Linked DNA regions of Mus musculus: region 2 is linked to region 1. A link is a loop called in an ENCODE intact Hi-C map of the cell type or tissue named here. Cell type or tissue: heart. All regions are shown on one strand.

Region 1 (8,000 bases):
ACATACATACACACACACACACATACACACACACACACACACACACACACACACACACACACACACACAGAGACTCACACTATAGTCTGACTTGAACTCATAGCAATCCTCCTGTCTCAACTTTCCATGTTTTGTATCTTATAGGTCAACATACTCAACTTCACTGCCAAATGTTGAGAACAGGCTACACTACCAACTTTCATGTTTCCACTGACTATTCACTCAACTCTGTCACCGCCATATGGCACAAATAGTCCCAAGGCCATCTACAAAGTCCTAAGAGTCAAATTCTGCTTATCTGAGTCCTGTTCCCTAAACCTACAATGAAGATCTCCAAGGTCACGTCATCCACTTCTAAGAATCCCAGCCTGGGATCTTCCTCCATCCTCTTTGCAAGGCACAAGATGGCCCAAGGTCCCCGAGGCTCTTCACTTCCTGCTATGGAATTCTTGGAACACTTGTCAGCTGCCTCATGGTATGGATGGCTGTGCACACACCTCTAGCTTGAGGCCTGCCCTTGTATTACGGTCCTACGTTAGCTGAATGACAGTTCCAGCTGAAAGCAAGTGCTTGTAAAGCCTGTTGCTCAACACGCTGACATCGGGACCCCTCCTCTTCCCGTTCAAACCAGTTCCCCTTCTGCACTTCTCTATTCTGTCTGCAATACTGTTACTCCTCAGCAGACGCTGAGCCTCCCCAGCATTTGTGTCCTCCCCAGCTGCTTATCAGTCGCTGCTTCCTTTAGGCTCTTCCTTTGGAACAGCTATCATCCACAGATCGCATTTCTCACTGCAACTAATACTGCTGTGGCCCAGGAGAGAACTCATCTGCATCACAGATCTCTCTGCCTCTAATGTGCATCTCAGCTGGAAAAGCTTTGAAGTATGACTTTCACCAGTCCTCCTGGCCAAACCACACACAACTGAGAAACCATCAGTGATTCTCCAATATGCATACATACCTTATTGGAGATTTGGCTCCCTAGTATGCCTACCAATCTCCACCAATCTCAAGTACAGCACAAAGTCTGTTTCCTGTGCTTTCTGTTCTCCTAATAGCCCTCAAGTGTTCATACCCTAAAATTTCACACAAGCTCTTCCCACCTAATGCTATTCTCAATCCTTTGTGGATTCTCAAGTCCTCAAGTCATTGAAGGCAGACTAACCTCAAGAAGCTGTTCCTAAGTTGCCAGTCCCCATGTTGGGTCATAGTTTCAAACCCCTGTAACTCATTGATTCTGAGCTATACTTATTCCTTCCTTATTCCTCCAGTGTATCGGAACACAGACATTTACAGTTACCAGTAAGATTACCAGAAGGTCCCTTCAACTCAGAAGATCTCTTTCCCTGAACTAACAACTGGCAACAACTGTACTGTCTGTTTCTATTTTGAGCTTTTATGTGCTAGACTAAGAAGATAAGCTGACTTGCTCTTCACCATTGTTTGGGATGGGTAGCTATTTCAAAGTCAGGTGGGGAGGGGGGGAAGGCTCAAAGTTCACCCAATGTTACTAGGGTCTAAAGACTTGTGAGAAACAGGCTAGACATTCTACCCTAGACCTGTGACTTCAGAAGACTGAACCTGTTGGAGAGGTCTCTCGTGCCCACGGGCCCAGCCTCCATAGCACAGAGCAGTGCCTGGCAGTCAGCTGAGGCTGGCCCAGTAAATGTTTACTGGTGCTGACAATACTTTAATCTCTAGATGGGCCCTCAGGCGATGAAAGTGCTCAGAAAACCCAGGAGCCTAGGGATTAAGTCAAGGCCCAGGAATGGGAAAAACTAAGGTTGGGCTAGTGACCTCATTCTCCCCTTCAACACTCCAAGGCAGAGGCAGAAGGGAAAGTTGTATCCTCTTACTGCTAAGCCCTAGCTGCTCTACCGATTGACCCAGGCCCCAGGTAGCCCCAGACTTCCTCCAGAACTTTCTCTATGGCCTGCCAGATAACCCTACACTTCCCCCACCGCCACACCCACTCTGGCTCCTCCGGTTCTCTACCCCACCCTCTTGCCCTTTTACTCTGCAGTCCATTGGCCTCAGCCTGTGGCCTCCTCACCTGGTTTTGGTTTTGAGCTGGTGGAGGCTGTGGGTGCTGCTTCTCTTGAACTAGGGGCTTCTCCTTCTGCTGAGCATAGGTGAAGCTAGGGGGCTGAGGGGAGCCTGTGCTCACAGAAGAAGGAGCATCCGGAGGCACCATTTTTTGATTGGGCTGTGGCCCAGGTCCACTTGGAGCACCAGGGCTGAACTTGGAAACCACGGGAGTAAATTTAGGAGCCACTGGAGCAAACTTAGGTGCTGGAGTTGGTGCCTGAGAAAGGGGACCCCGGGGCTGTGTATTAGCAGAAGACACAGGCTGGGGTTGGACATGGGGCTTGGCCTGAGGCTGGACATGGAGCTGGACCTGAGGCTTGGCCTGCGGCTGAGGTGGTGGCTGGGAGCTAGAAGGGGTCTTCCAAGGAGGCAAGGGTGCTGTGCCCCCAGGGGCAGGTTTGGTACTAGGCTTGGGAACAAATGGAGTGGCAACTGGTGGGGGTACATATCCGGATGATACCTGCAAGGAGAAGCAGAGGGGAGAGAAATGCACTTAGACGAGGTTGTCATCTCTTCCTTGCATTCCCTCCTCTCCTTCTAGGCCCAGACTTTCCTACTGTCCTGCCCCTTACCCGGGCTTTGAAGGGATCGTTCTTGGTCATGTCGTCCAGCAGTGAGGACAGAGAGTCAATCTCCAGGTCAATACTGCACACTTTCTCCCTGGGCTGGAGGGTCAAGGGTCAGAGCACCCATCCCAGTCTTCCCTTGTCACCCCACTCCTCTCCAGCCCATGGAGGTGTCCCCCACCCCATCTCCAGCAAAGCTGCCCTTCCAAGCCCTCCCTACCTGCGGTGGGAGCTGGGTAGGGGCCTCAGGCCCTCCCTCCTCCTCCAGTGGAGGTGGAGGGGAGGGGAAGATGTCCTCCTCCAGAGGAGCAGGGGGGAATGGTTCCTCGATCATCGGGGGAGGTGGAGGTGGGAAGGCACCTCCCAGGGCACCCTCTGAGTCGTCGCCCTCCCCAATAAGGGGAGGAGGGGGCAAAGGAAAGTCTGGGTAGGAAGGAGAGAAAAGGCTATCAGTACCGACCCTCTTTCCTCCTCTCCTCAGACGACTGCTTTAACCCCTAATCCAAGAACTCTTTCCTGCATCCCAAGAGTGTGTGCAGACCATAACGAGGGGCTCAGGATGCCCTGGGCGAAGCAGGTCGAGTGAGAACGAGCCAGGTTGAAGAACCGTGCAGCTCCCGTTACACTTCAGAGAACGGATCCAGAGGGGAAGATTCCTGGCCCACATTCCCGCCTCCTACCCCCAGGCGGGAGACTTGGAACAGTCCCAAGGGTCCTGGCTCCCAGCCAGGAGCTCCAAGATGAGGTAAGAACATCTGCTCAGGACAGGGTAGCCACCCAGCGCCCAGCCCCCTCCGCAACAGCCTTTTCAGACAACCCCAAATTCCCCAAACCACCGACCCCCACCCCTGGCGCCCGAGAAAGATCAGGGCCCCCAATCCCAGCCGCATACCTTCCGGGGGTGGTGGTGGGATCTCGCCCACCCGACCCATCTGCGCTCTTTGGGCCCCGGCTGCTACAGGAGGCTCGCTGTCCCCAGGCCGGAAAGGATTCACTTTGGGCTTTGGGGCCACAACCGGGGCGAACTTCTTCTGCGGGGCGTAAAACGCGGGGGCCGAGACGGAGACGGAGATCGCGGGAGGCGGGCGGGGGGCCGCCATGGCCAGGCCGGGCTGCAGGGGGTGGGGTCGTCAGGTTACGCAGAGCGGTGTCGGACTGACACTCCTCGGTCTAAGCGCCCCTCGGTGACCCCACCCGCGCCTCCCCGCGTCCCCTTCCCGGGGCGGCGGAGCTTCTCCCCGCTCCTCACCGCGCGCAGGAGCGTGAGAGGCGCGTCTCGGATGACCGCCTCGGCGCCGAGTCCGCGGACTCTGCGTCCCGGTCCGGAGCCGCTTCTAGCCAAGCGGGGAGGGACGTCGTGCACGGGAAGGGAGGGAGGGGGCGGGGAGAGAGCGGCGCCCAGACCATACAAGGAGCGGCCCGGAGAGGGGGCGGGGAGAGACCGGGGAGGGAGGACCCGACAGGAAACTCCCCCAGGAAGGGGCCCAGGTCCTGCCCCGGGCTCCAGGCTCTGCAAAGGTCCGCCTGCGGCCTCCCTACTCACCACCGCCCCCGCCGGGCACAGACCACCCTTCCCCAGCACAGGCCTCTGATGTCATTTCCTGACCTGCCACCTACCCCACCTCCCTCCTCCCGACCCGCGAGTGCTGGAGAACTGACTCACTGTCCGCACTCCAGGCTGAGCAGGCTGGCTAGTAATCCCAGCGGTCCTGAAGCAGCTCAGTCGCGCACCCCGGGCCTGCCTGCCATTGACCGACCCCGCCCCTCCCTGCAGCTTCAGCTCCGCGTCCCACGTGTCCTGTGGTCAGTCCCGGAACGCAGGACTGGGATGGAACTGTACTCCTGGGTGGGCGGGGGATGGTGAAGGGACGTTGGCCCTGCGGGCACTTGGCTCCCAGGCCGGCCTTCTGTAACCCACTAGTGTGTGAGCAGGAGCCTAAGCTGGGGGAATGCTAACTTCCTGAGCTAGGCAGCCTCTTAAGGCTTCTAGGAATTCGCTTTGCCCTAGACCCGCCTGCAATAGTATTGCCCCGGGGACAAGAGTCCAGTGCTTTGAGTCCAGGAATGGAGGTACAAGGGCGAAGTCAGGGCGAGTGGTCAGACAACCTAGGAAGACCCAAATAGCCCCCGGGGACTAGTCCTTGAGGATCCCTTCAGCAAGCCTTTCCCAGTCCCTCAAGAGTCTTTGGGTTGTCAGCGCGCCCCGGGACAAAGCTCGGTGGAGCCCCCCACTGGTCCTACCAGATTCCTCAGCCTGAGACTGCCCCAGGCTACATGAAAGAGATATGACTAAGCTGGTGTCTGCTTTTCTTACTTTCTTAATCTTGCATCTTTCCCTTCCGATCTTCTTCTTCTTCTTCTTTTTTTTTTTTTAAACAACACACGGAAACTTCGTCCAAATTATAGAGTTACGAGCTAGAGCCTCTAGTCCAATATCCAACCCTCGGTGCTTCCTTTGGTTTCGCCCTGTCATCCCTGGCTGAGGCTCCAAACCTTGGCGCTCCCCATCTGCTGCACCCTACTGTCCAGTATGGTTGGTCAGTATATGTCCTTGAGCTATGCTTTAGGGGCATGCAAACTAACCCCATGAACCTAGGATAAGAAACTGGGGGATGTTACCTGAAAAGACGGCCCCAAGGGTTGCACTCAGGTCAGAGTTAATTAACCCTGTTGGCAAAGATGGAGAAACTCCGTGAGGTCAGGGAGCCTGGTTTCCAACTCAGTGGACAAGATTTTTCATTCATTCGGTTTCATTGCCTCCATTGTAAAAGGGATGGCATTTAGTTCGTTTGCCTGCTGCTTTATGTGAAGAGATAAATAACATGCCATGCCTGAAAATTCTATATAGTTCTCAGTATTACTTCCAAGTTCCAGCCTGGAAAACAACGGAAATTTCCAGCCAGTTAACCTAGGCAGCTTTCTCTCACATGCTCCCTTCTAGCTTGCCAGGCAGGTTTACTGTGTCTTAGGAGATTCAAAGCCCTCTCCTACTGTCAACCTTAAGCCTTGAGTCATATCTATGACTATACATTCATCATCTTTCCAGGCCCCGCTAGTCTCTCTTTTCTCTGTCATCTTAATGTTTCCATCACCAGTGTTTTGCGTTTCATGTGTGACCATACATGACACAAAGTGCTCAGGTAGACACACCCTAACATGCACGAGCTGGTCCTAGGCCTGTTCCTATGAAGATCTGTTAGAAATTTGATACTGGATTTACTCTGTGTGTCGGAGATTGTTTCTTGGGCTTTTCAGACCAAGAGTCATCACCATCCTTCTAAATATGCCTGTATGGGGAAATGGAGTTTCCAGATAACTTTATAAGAGTAAAAGCCACCTACCCTCTAAAAGCCTCTTTAAGGAACATCGGAAAATAGAGTCTGTTTAATTGTTGGCAGCTGAACCTATTTATAAATCAAGAATAGGAGAGTGTGTAGGCAGACTCAATTTCACAGACAACTAAGAGCATTCAAGATGCAGAATATTAGAGCTTAGAGTTTTAAGCCAGCCGTTTTAAGTACAAATTAGAAACAAAACAGAATTTCTGAAAGGGTCAGAGTGACTGGCCCAGGATTTCTCAGGTGGAGGTTAGAGTCAAATGTTCAACATCCTTAATCATCAGGGAAATGCAAATCAAAACAACCCTGAGATTCCACCTCACACCAGTGAGAATGGCTAAGATCAAAAATTCAGGTGACAGCAGATGCTGGCGAGGATGTGGAGAAAGAGGAACACTCCTCCATTGTTGGTGGGATTGCAGGCTTGTACAACCACTCTGGAAATCAGTCTGGCGGTTCCTCAGAAAATTGGACATAGTACTACCGGAGGATCCAGCAATACCTCTCCTGGGCATATATCCAGAAGAAGCCCCAACTGGTAAGAAGGACACATGCTCCACTATGTTCATAGCAGCCTTATTTATAATAGCCAGAAACTGGAAAGAACCCAGATGCCCCTCAACAGAGGAATGGATACAGAAAATGTGGTACATCTACACAATGGAGTACTACTCAGCTATTAAAAAGAATGAATTTATGAAATTCCTAGCCAAATGGATGGACCTGGAGAGCATCATCCTGAGTGAGGTAACACAATCACAAAGGAACTCACACAATATGTACTCACTGATAAGTGGATACTAGCCCAAAACCTAGGATACCCACGATATAAGATACAATTTCCTAAACACATGAAACTCAAGAAAAATGAAGACTGAAGTGTGGACACTATGCCCCTCCTTAGAAGTGGGAACAAAACACCCATGGAAGGAGTTACAGAAACAAAGTATGGAGCTGAGATGAAAGGATGGACCATGTAGAGACTGCCATATCCAGGGATCCACCCCATAATCAGCTTCCAAATGCTGACACCATTGCATACACTAGCAAGATTTTACTGAAAGGACCCAGATGTAGCTGTCTCTTGTGAGACTATGCCGGGGCCTAGCAAACACAGAAGTGGATGCTCACAGTCAGCTAATGGATGGATCACAGGGCTCCCAATGGAGGAGCTAGAGAAAGTACCCAAGGAGCTAAAGGGATCTTCAACCCTATAGGTGGAACAACATTATGAACTAACCAGTACCCCTGAGCTCTTGACTCTAGCTGCATATGTATCAAAAGATGGCCTAGTCGGCCATCACTGGAAAGAGAGGCCCATTGGACACGCAGACTTTGTGTGCCCCAGTACAGGGGAACGCCAGGGCCAAAGGGGGGGAGTGGGAGGGTAGGAGAGTGGGGGTGGGTGGGTAAGGGGGACTTTTGGTATAGCATTGGAAATGTAAATGAGCTAAATACCTAATAAAAAAAAAAATAAAATAAAAAAAAAATAAAATAAAATACAGACAGCAAGAAGAATTTACCCTGATGATTCCTGGCGGGTTTTCCTAAGCAAGCATTTCTATTTGATGTTCTTGGGTAGTATGAGTGATGTGTAGGAAGCCAATCAATGTCTCCACTTCAAGCATGTAGTAAACCTGGGAGAGGAAGCCAGAAAATGGCCACTGACCTTGGCTACTAAAATATCCTTACACACTTCCCAGGCTTTATATCCATTAGATATGAGAAGCCCCCACCCCAAAGGTATACACTACAAAGTGTGACATTCCAAGCATTCATGGAAGAAACAGCATAGTGACCAAAGAGAGAATTGCAAAGCAACGATACTATGAGAAGTTTTATCAATATGCTGGCTATAAGCAGACAAAAGAGTAACGATATGACGCACTACGGTAAGCATCAGTGTACTGCTGAAACATCAACAATGACTGCAATAATTGCTCACACTCATGCTAGGTACAGCTCAATGGTACAGTGCCTGCCTAGCATGCATGACACCTCGGGCTTG
Region 2 (8,000 bases), 190 kb before region 1:
CCTCCGCTTGCCATTTTACCTGGGATCTTGCTAACCTCTAGAGACCATGACCTGAGTCACTTCTCCAACATCCTTAAGCCATCCCTTTCTGAACTCAGGTAAGAAGGCTAGTGATGGATTCCATAGGCAAACAAAGATAAAGAAATACTGAGAGAGAGCATAGGGATAACAAAGTAAAATATGTTCTGGCTAGAGTACGAAGATAGCATTGATAAGGCAGGCATCCATTCCATTACTCCATCTTCTCTCCATCAGATCTGATGCCTCTCTCCTCAGGATGTTACACAGCACACCAGTTCAGTGTGCTCTCATCTTCAGAGCTCTTCCATTCTGGGTACATTGAGGTACAGTATGAGGAAACTATAGATGCCAGGACTGTCTGATATGCTTCCATTTTATTTAGTTAGTTTAATTATGTGCTGCCCTTTTGTCTCTGCTGCCCCATTCACCATTAGGAGAAATTTTGTGTTCCTATGTGAATAGAGGCTTTCATGAACAGATGAATCCAGCAATGCATGGGTCCCACAAGATAATTTGTAAGAAGACAAAGGAAGCACACTCCAGTTTTTAGAGGTAGAATAGAGAGTATTCAGGATGACCAGGTCTAAGGTCATTGATCAGCTTTATGAAATTCAAAACTTTACCACTTACAAGAGCAAAACAGGAAAGATTCCATTTATCCCTCCTGTTTTGGAATGAAATCCTCAGGCCTTGGACCACATCAACCATAGACCTTTCCACTGCAGAGAGTGTAGGTCCTTGTCAAAGGCTGGCCTCCAGCAGGCTGAGCATCCTGCATTGATCTCATTTAATCTAATCATTAGCTGTCTTCTTATAAATTCTGGGGTCAAATTCAGACTAAAAGGAAGTAGGCAACTGGAAAGTAGGGAAGAACAATCTGTTGCATCAGTGGTCAGAAAACAGCCAGGTGATTCCAGGGAGCCTGGGTTCTCGGGGACACTAAAACACTTCCCTCGGAAAAATGCTCATCACAGAAATAAGCATTTTTCTTTCCCTACAAGGGCTGACCTTTTTCATTTGTCTGGTTTTATCTCAGTGAATCATAAACATGTCCTGGCAATAGTGAAATAGTGTTGGCTCCTCTCTCCATGCATCTATGCTACCCACTGTTTACATCTAACTCTGTGGCCAGCAAGGAACAAGAAACCATCTTTTAGAAGGAGAGTCTTTCAGTTTTACAAGGTAGCCCTCTTGCTGTCTTGTATCATGAGGTATAGTTTCTAAATCAGGAGTATTTTCAAGCCTGTTAAAATCACCTTCATAGAAAACAGTAATTGATTTAAAAATAAATTTTGGAAATGAACCAGTTTTCTTACAGAGCAAAGATATTGATACTTTTCAACTAAAGTAATGATCCCTGGACCTAAGATACTTTTCAAAATTTAACAACACAGTGATCACTCATTTCCTGTGATAGAGTTGACCTTCAGAGTGTCAGAACTGGGGCAGTCTCTGCACCAGACAGTTTTTATGTGGAACATTAAAGTGCTCGGTTTTGAAGCTTATCTATCTGCCTCTGGAGGAAGCCTGTGTTAAAGACATTCATTAAAATGGCTGCTGTTTCATTCAGGGAGAGAATCTCTTTCAACACATCAAAGGCAGAAAGCCAGCTCTACAGTCAGTAGGACTCCTAGATTTTCATAGTTCAAAGTTCCTATCCAATTGAAGGTAAGAGAGAGCAGGATGCCTGGAAAACATCCTCTTCCGAAAGTCCTAATCCCACACAATTGATTTTTGGAGAAAGGAGAACAATGCATGGCAAGTATCCAGGGTGCTTTAAAGAGACAGACTCAGTACTGTATCCTCTGAACAGACTCACTCAGTACTATATCCTCTACACAGACAAACTCAGTAATGTTGAGTCTGTTCCCCTGAATCATCAGGAAGCATGAAGTCTGGGAAATATTAGCCTAAGATCATGGTAGCATGTTGACCCAGAGCTGGACAAGGTCAGCCATGTGCCTACCATTTTAAAAAGAGTTCATGAGTAGTCATAGAAACTGTCAAGATCACCTCATCTGCATTAAATGCATTAAATACTTCACAAAATGCAATAATGGGGAGAAAGCAAGAATGTCTGTGTAAAACAAAAATGTCTCTGTTGATTCATTTAGCTGCTCTTAGGGGATAAACAGGACACCAAGAAACTAACAAGAGTTCTTAGACTCACAAAAAGCCTTTGACAAGATATCATGTCACACTCAGAAAGGATTTAGCAAGCTACTTTATCTTGTAAAAGAAACAGAGCCAGTGGATAGGCAAATAACACGTCTCCCAGGAATCAAAGCTGAGATCATAAATAGCTGGAAAAAAAGAGTACACAATGTAATCACTAAATCCAGAGGTGATTCAGCAGCCTTGAGTAAACAGACTGCCAGACTGATGGAAAGACACCACAGAAAAAATATTCATAGAGCAAAAAGTACCAACATGATAAGCTTTAATTCAGGGGACTTTATTTCACAATGTTTAATTGAAATATATAATAATGCAAACATATAAAATTAATTCACTTCAAGATAGCTGACATAAATCAAGGTGAAGGCCTTCATGACTAGGAAAAGAAGCTACTACAGTCACTATGCAGGTGGAGCCTAAGGGTGTCATGTCAATATAGATGTGAAAGTTACATCTCAATATGATGAGTTACTTTCTTTGTGACTGCCATCGTGTTTTAGCTTTCCCTTATACTATTCCTAATATTATGAATGACACTAGGTATCTAGTGTCATTACCTCCATTTATGTAAAGAGATAATGCATCAGAGAAATTGAGGGCCTCACCCAAAATTAGTACGTGGTTAAGCTGAGATTTCAACCCAGAAATATATATAGCCAGTGCAGTGGCATAAAGATAATTGCAAGCCCAGGTGAAATAGTAACATAAAGATATTGCGATAGGTAGATGCAAACTAGAAAGAAAGAAGAAAGATGGAGAGAGGGCTGAAAAAGAAGGGGTGGAAAGATAAGGGAAAGGAGTGAGGGTAGGTAGGAGGGAATGGAGGAAAGGAGAGGAAGTTAGATATTATAGATACATGGATAATAGAGACAGAAAATGTAGACAGGCAGACAGATGATAGGTAGGTAGGTAGGTAGGTAGGTAGGTAGGTAGGTAGGTAGGTAGGTAGGTAGGTAGGTAGGTAAGTAGATAGATAGATAGATAGATAGATAGATAGATAGATAGATAGATAGATATAAATTATGGCTAAATAAAGTAATCTGTAGCTATATCTATTCATACCCACCCAGCACACAATGTACACTGGGACCTCAGGAAGATAGCAAGCACACAGGCCAAAGAACTTGAAGGGTTGGACCAGTCAGGGCTGAATTTTCCAAGAAAGAAAGATGAATACTAAGAGGATAATCAACCTAAGCCTTCCAAGTGAAAACACCTAAAAGTAAGACTACACCCAGTGTTCCTTTGTGCCAGATCTTTTCTAGAAGCTTCTCTACATTCTCTATGGAGTCCTCATCAAATTTTTCTTTTGTTGTCTGCATTCCACAGTGAGGGACCAAGCCTGCAAGAGTTAGTTCATTTGCCTTCTCCTCTCCAATTCAAGCATCCAGAAAACAGCAAAGTATCCTTAAACTGTGAGTGTTCTTTTAGCAAGAGTTAGGGGGGGAATGAAACATCATATTTTAAGTATATGTTACTTCTTTTAAAAAACACTAAATAAATCATTCCACTATCATTTATAGAAAGTCATAGATGAGAGGCCCAGTCCAGTTAGGATATCCAGATTTACTCATAACTTTTTTTTTCTGAGACAGGGTTTCTCTGTGTAGCCCTGGCTGTCCTGGAACTCATTTTGTAGACCAGGCTGGCCTTGAACTCAGAAATCAGCCTGCCTCTGCCTCCCAAGTGCTGGGATTAAAGGCGTGTGCCACCACACCCGGCTAATTCATAACTTTTGAAACTTGATTTGTTTTAGGACAATGACTTTTGCTGTGGCCTTTCTTATTGGTACTTTTGTAAATTATGATGCTAGCTTACAAAAAAAAAAAAAAAAAAGCTAGACCAGTGAGCCAGTGAGCTTCAGTCTAAACTGTAAGGCAATTATTTTAGACACACACACACACACACACACACACACACACAAACACACACACACACACAAACACACACACACACCAGCCCACAGACATTATTGCAGCTCTAGACTGGGTAGCTCCCTCTCTGAGTCTTACATGGGTTTACTATGGTGTTGAGTCTACCATGACCATTTGACCCTAAATCTCTAGCTTAGCATGTATGGAACTCTCAAAAGCTGCAGAAGTCTGACCTGTCTGTCTCTCATATCTCCTCTTCTATCCATTGTACAACTGTGTTTAGCAGTGCTTTGATTGGCTATTGAAATGACCAATGAGAAACATTATTGTAACATAATTTTTATTAGCCAACACAGCAAAAATTGAATCCAAGGTCAGAATCCCTAACCCAGAAATCCTTCCAACCACATCCAGATGTCCCGGGCCACCAGCCAGCCATGACTCCGTGGGTGTTTTGTGAAGCCTCACACAATTAGAAACAAGAGTCTGCTAGAACAATAACAAGATCAGTGATGAATGTCAAAACTAAAGAGAAATTATTTTTAGGTTTGCTATCTTAAATGATCTGCATTGCTATTCACATCCACTGTCCTCAAGAGAAATGTCAGTGAAGGTAAATCTGAGGACAGAAATATGTGACAGTCTGGGAGTCATTTCTAGTATGCAGGAAACCATAGAAAGGGGATAACTGCCTCTTGTGCAGAGGCAGTCTGAGAGGACGTTTAAATGAGGAGGGCCACATAGAGTTATGATGTGCATTACATATGTAAAGTGTGTTATTTCAGTTCACTGAGAAGCTGGCTCTTGGAGCAGAACTGCCCCTATCCTATTACAGACCCACAAGCTTATTTGTCTCAGTGTGTCCTCTAAGGTCCCTTGTCTGGGGATGGGCTGTGTCTCCTAACTCTGTGAGAAAGAGGGAAAATAGTTAGAAGATGAACCTTCTGCAACAGAGGTTGCCATTGTTTATCACATGATATAAAAGTGCCTATAGGGGTAGAAGAGAAGCCAGAAATCCAGCCGTGGGAAACTCATCATTCAGGAATGCCAGCTGACTGGCACAGCTTCCCCAGTTGGTTTCTGCTGGGTGTTTTGAGTGCCTGATTTGTTGATCTTGTCTGTATCTGGGGCTGGTTTTCCTTTGACTTGGAAGGCTCTGCAGACAGGGCCCTCTGCTCTACCTGGGATTGCCTCTGGCTGCCTCAAAGGGACTACTGCAGTCAGTTTTTGCTCTCTGTGCCCAAGCCCCTGATTTGATTGTTATATCTCTGCTGTTATTAGTTATTTTATGTGTAAGACTCACTCAAAGAGATGCTGCACTACCCAAATCTCTATTCAGAACACAGGCTAACTGCCTCAAAAGAACTACTTCAGTCCATTTCTTCTGACTGTTTTTTTTTATTATTATTGACCCTGTTTCTTTTATGAAAATTTTAAAGATATGTTTACTTTTATTTCATGCATATGAGGTTTTTCCTTAATGTATGTATGCATACCACATGCATGCCTAATGCCTGCAGAGGACTGAAGAGGACATTAGATCTCTTGGAACTGGAGTTTCAGATAGTTTTGAATCACCATATGCATACTGGGAGCCAAACCCTGTGGCCTTTGCAAAGACAGATGGTATTCTTAACAATTGAATCTTCTCCCCAGCTTCTTCTGCTGGATGGTTTGAGCATCTAATTTGGTGGTGTTTTGTTGGCTATTTTGTTACTTATTCTTTTACTTTGCCTTGCTATATATTTAATCAAGTAATTTAAAACTGAAAGTATAACCATCACAAACCATTGTCTAGACCATGCAGAACAAATGTGTAAAACCAAAGGTTACTGGGTGCTAAGATTCTTGCCTGCAAATTGGCTCTAGCATTAGCTAGTTATCTAGAAGTTGAATTCCTCACCTCTAAAATGAGTGTGAGAAGAATCCATTTACTTCACTGGGTTGTTGTTAGGTTAAACGGGTTATGTTTCAAGTCCTCCTGATCACTTCCCTAGAACTCTCTTAAGTGTTCATTATTTTTGTTGGTGCTATTAATCTGCCAGAAGAGTGAAAATTTCCACCCTCATCTTTATGAGAGAGGAGTGTGATCCAGGCCTCTCTCTCTCTCTCTCTCTCTCTCTCTCTCTCTCTCTCTCTCTCTCTCTCTCTCTCTGCAGGTTTGAATCACTGATGCTTTGGAAGAGTATGCAGCTACCTGCCTCTGGCTCTCGGTGCTGGGATTAAAGCTGAGTACCACCATGGCCAGCTGATACTTCCATTTTCTTAGCCTACTACAGCTAGCTTACATTCCTGGAGTTTATATCAATCCCTCCTGAAAAGCTAAGCAAAGCAGAAATAGCCCCTTGGTCATGTTCAATTAGTTGACCCATCTGGTTTGTTTTAGGCAGCCTTACTTTGAAACATGATTCTCCTTGAGCAACTTGATGCAGGTGCTTGATCCACCACCCAATGTTTCTTGCCATCTGCCTGGTTTACATCATGGAAAGGGAAGAAATTAAAACAGATTGTGTCTGTCTCTCCTTCTAGAGCCCACTCCACTAGCTTCTGTACAGAGATGAAAAGGAAGTGGTAAGGAGGCCAGCAGAGGCAGCTCAAGAGCTGTCTCTGTCTTGGGCACTCCAGAAGGTTGATCTGCCTGCAACCTCAAGACACCAATTCTGTCTCTCTGAACTTCATTCCTAATGCTGCAGCATCTGGCTGAGAATGGGCACAGGACTCAAGTTGGCTGAATGTGTTCGATAGATGGGAAAATCCACCTCTTCTCAAAAGGTGGGAAGGGTTTAAACCCCATTGGAAGTGAGTCTACCCCTCTCAAGCCTATTCCTGTCCCACCCGCCTCTTTCTCCATTAGAATAGAATGTGTTAGTAAATGCTCCCTTCAAATACTACAAGAAAGAGAATAAGATGGTGTCTATAAATCAAAACTCTCTAAAAGGTGCATTCAATGGAAAAAGCCATTCTCCTTGCAGCTCTTTCATTCAACTATGTGTGGCCGTTTTCACCTGACTTCACCACTCTTGCACCCTGGCATGAGGACTATGAACAAATTACACAGTCCATGTTGATTAGAACATTGAATGTCTGAGTCTAGGATTAAGTGTTTAAAAGCCATAATGAATTTTTAAAAATAGGGTTTTTTTTTTCAACATCTGTTAAAAGGTCAAACATCCTCCTGCAGGTCCCACAGCCTTTGTTACATCCCACATCTGTTACATTCAGAAGACTCTGAGCAGCAGAGTAGACCTTCAGAGTGACAATGTTTCCCAACTGTTACTTACAGATGAGTCACAGAGAGAGAGAATCTGGGATCTGATGACAACTGAGGAAGGTACTCACTTTGAGAGTTGAGCCAGGATAGACAGACACACACCACTTTTTCTAGTGTATCAGTCACAATGTCTGATGAATTTGGATCCTGACAACTCCAACAGGATCTCCCACAGAGCATCCTGGCTGCCTGAGTGTCTGTCCCAGTATGTACCATAACGCTAGGTCTCTAGTGAAGGTTAAAGTAATATATATTGTCAGCTTGACTCCAGTGACCTGATTCTAGAACATTATATGGGCTGTGGAGACTTCCGGATTCAGTCTTGGGAAATTACTTTCTTTTTTCTCTTTCTTTCTTTCTCTTTATTAATTTCTTTGAGAATTTAAAGCCTGTATTTCCAGCCCCAATCCCAGCTCAGTTATATCTTCCTCTTTAAAACTAAGAAGTTGAGTGAGGTTGTCTAGAAGACCCGTATATATGTTGTACTCTATGAGTCCATGACACAACTCAGAAGGCAGTTCACAGTGGCAAAGCTAGCTAAGGAAGAGGATGGAGAAGAAGTAGAGAGGCCGGGACACATCCTGCTTTGGGGGACCTTGAAGTCTAAGACCTATGGTAATACAGAACCCTAGTGTGGCCAGTGCTTGACTCTTTAT

What was found. Peaks named below come from ENCODE experiments on the same cell type or tissue, not always from the same donor. Only the 100,000 strongest peaks of a DNase experiment are listed, where the experiment ranks them.
Region 2: a loop joins it to region 1, with 2.3 times the contacts of the local background. A loop is called at or near these places in 2 of 42 quality-filtered maps.

The regions. Positions count from the first base shown.
Region 1 is chr6:42,346,023-42,354,022 of GRCm38, reverse strand. Zyx (zyxin) reads right to left here and starts at 4,195. Exons shown (of 10, transcript NM_011777.3): 1 at 3,904-4,195; 2 at 3,547-3,766; 3 at 2,875-3,077; 4 at 2,661-2,753; 5 at 2,054-2,548. The coding sequence starts at 3,754. In heart, CTCF peaks have their summits at 3,343, 4,195 and 4,895 (motif pointing left); DNase peaks (open chromatin) are centred at 632, 3,452, 4,252, 4,772 and 3 weaker places; H3K4me3 peaks cover 5,336 bases; H3K27ac peaks cover 4,711 bases.
Region 2 is chr6:42,539,338-42,547,337 of GRCm38, reverse strand. No RefSeq gene overlaps it. Among named protein-coding and RNA genes, the nearest start is that of Olfr455, 4.3 kb to the right of the region's middle. In heart, no CTCF peak of the experiment used is centred here; a DNase peak (open chromatin) is centred at 4,497.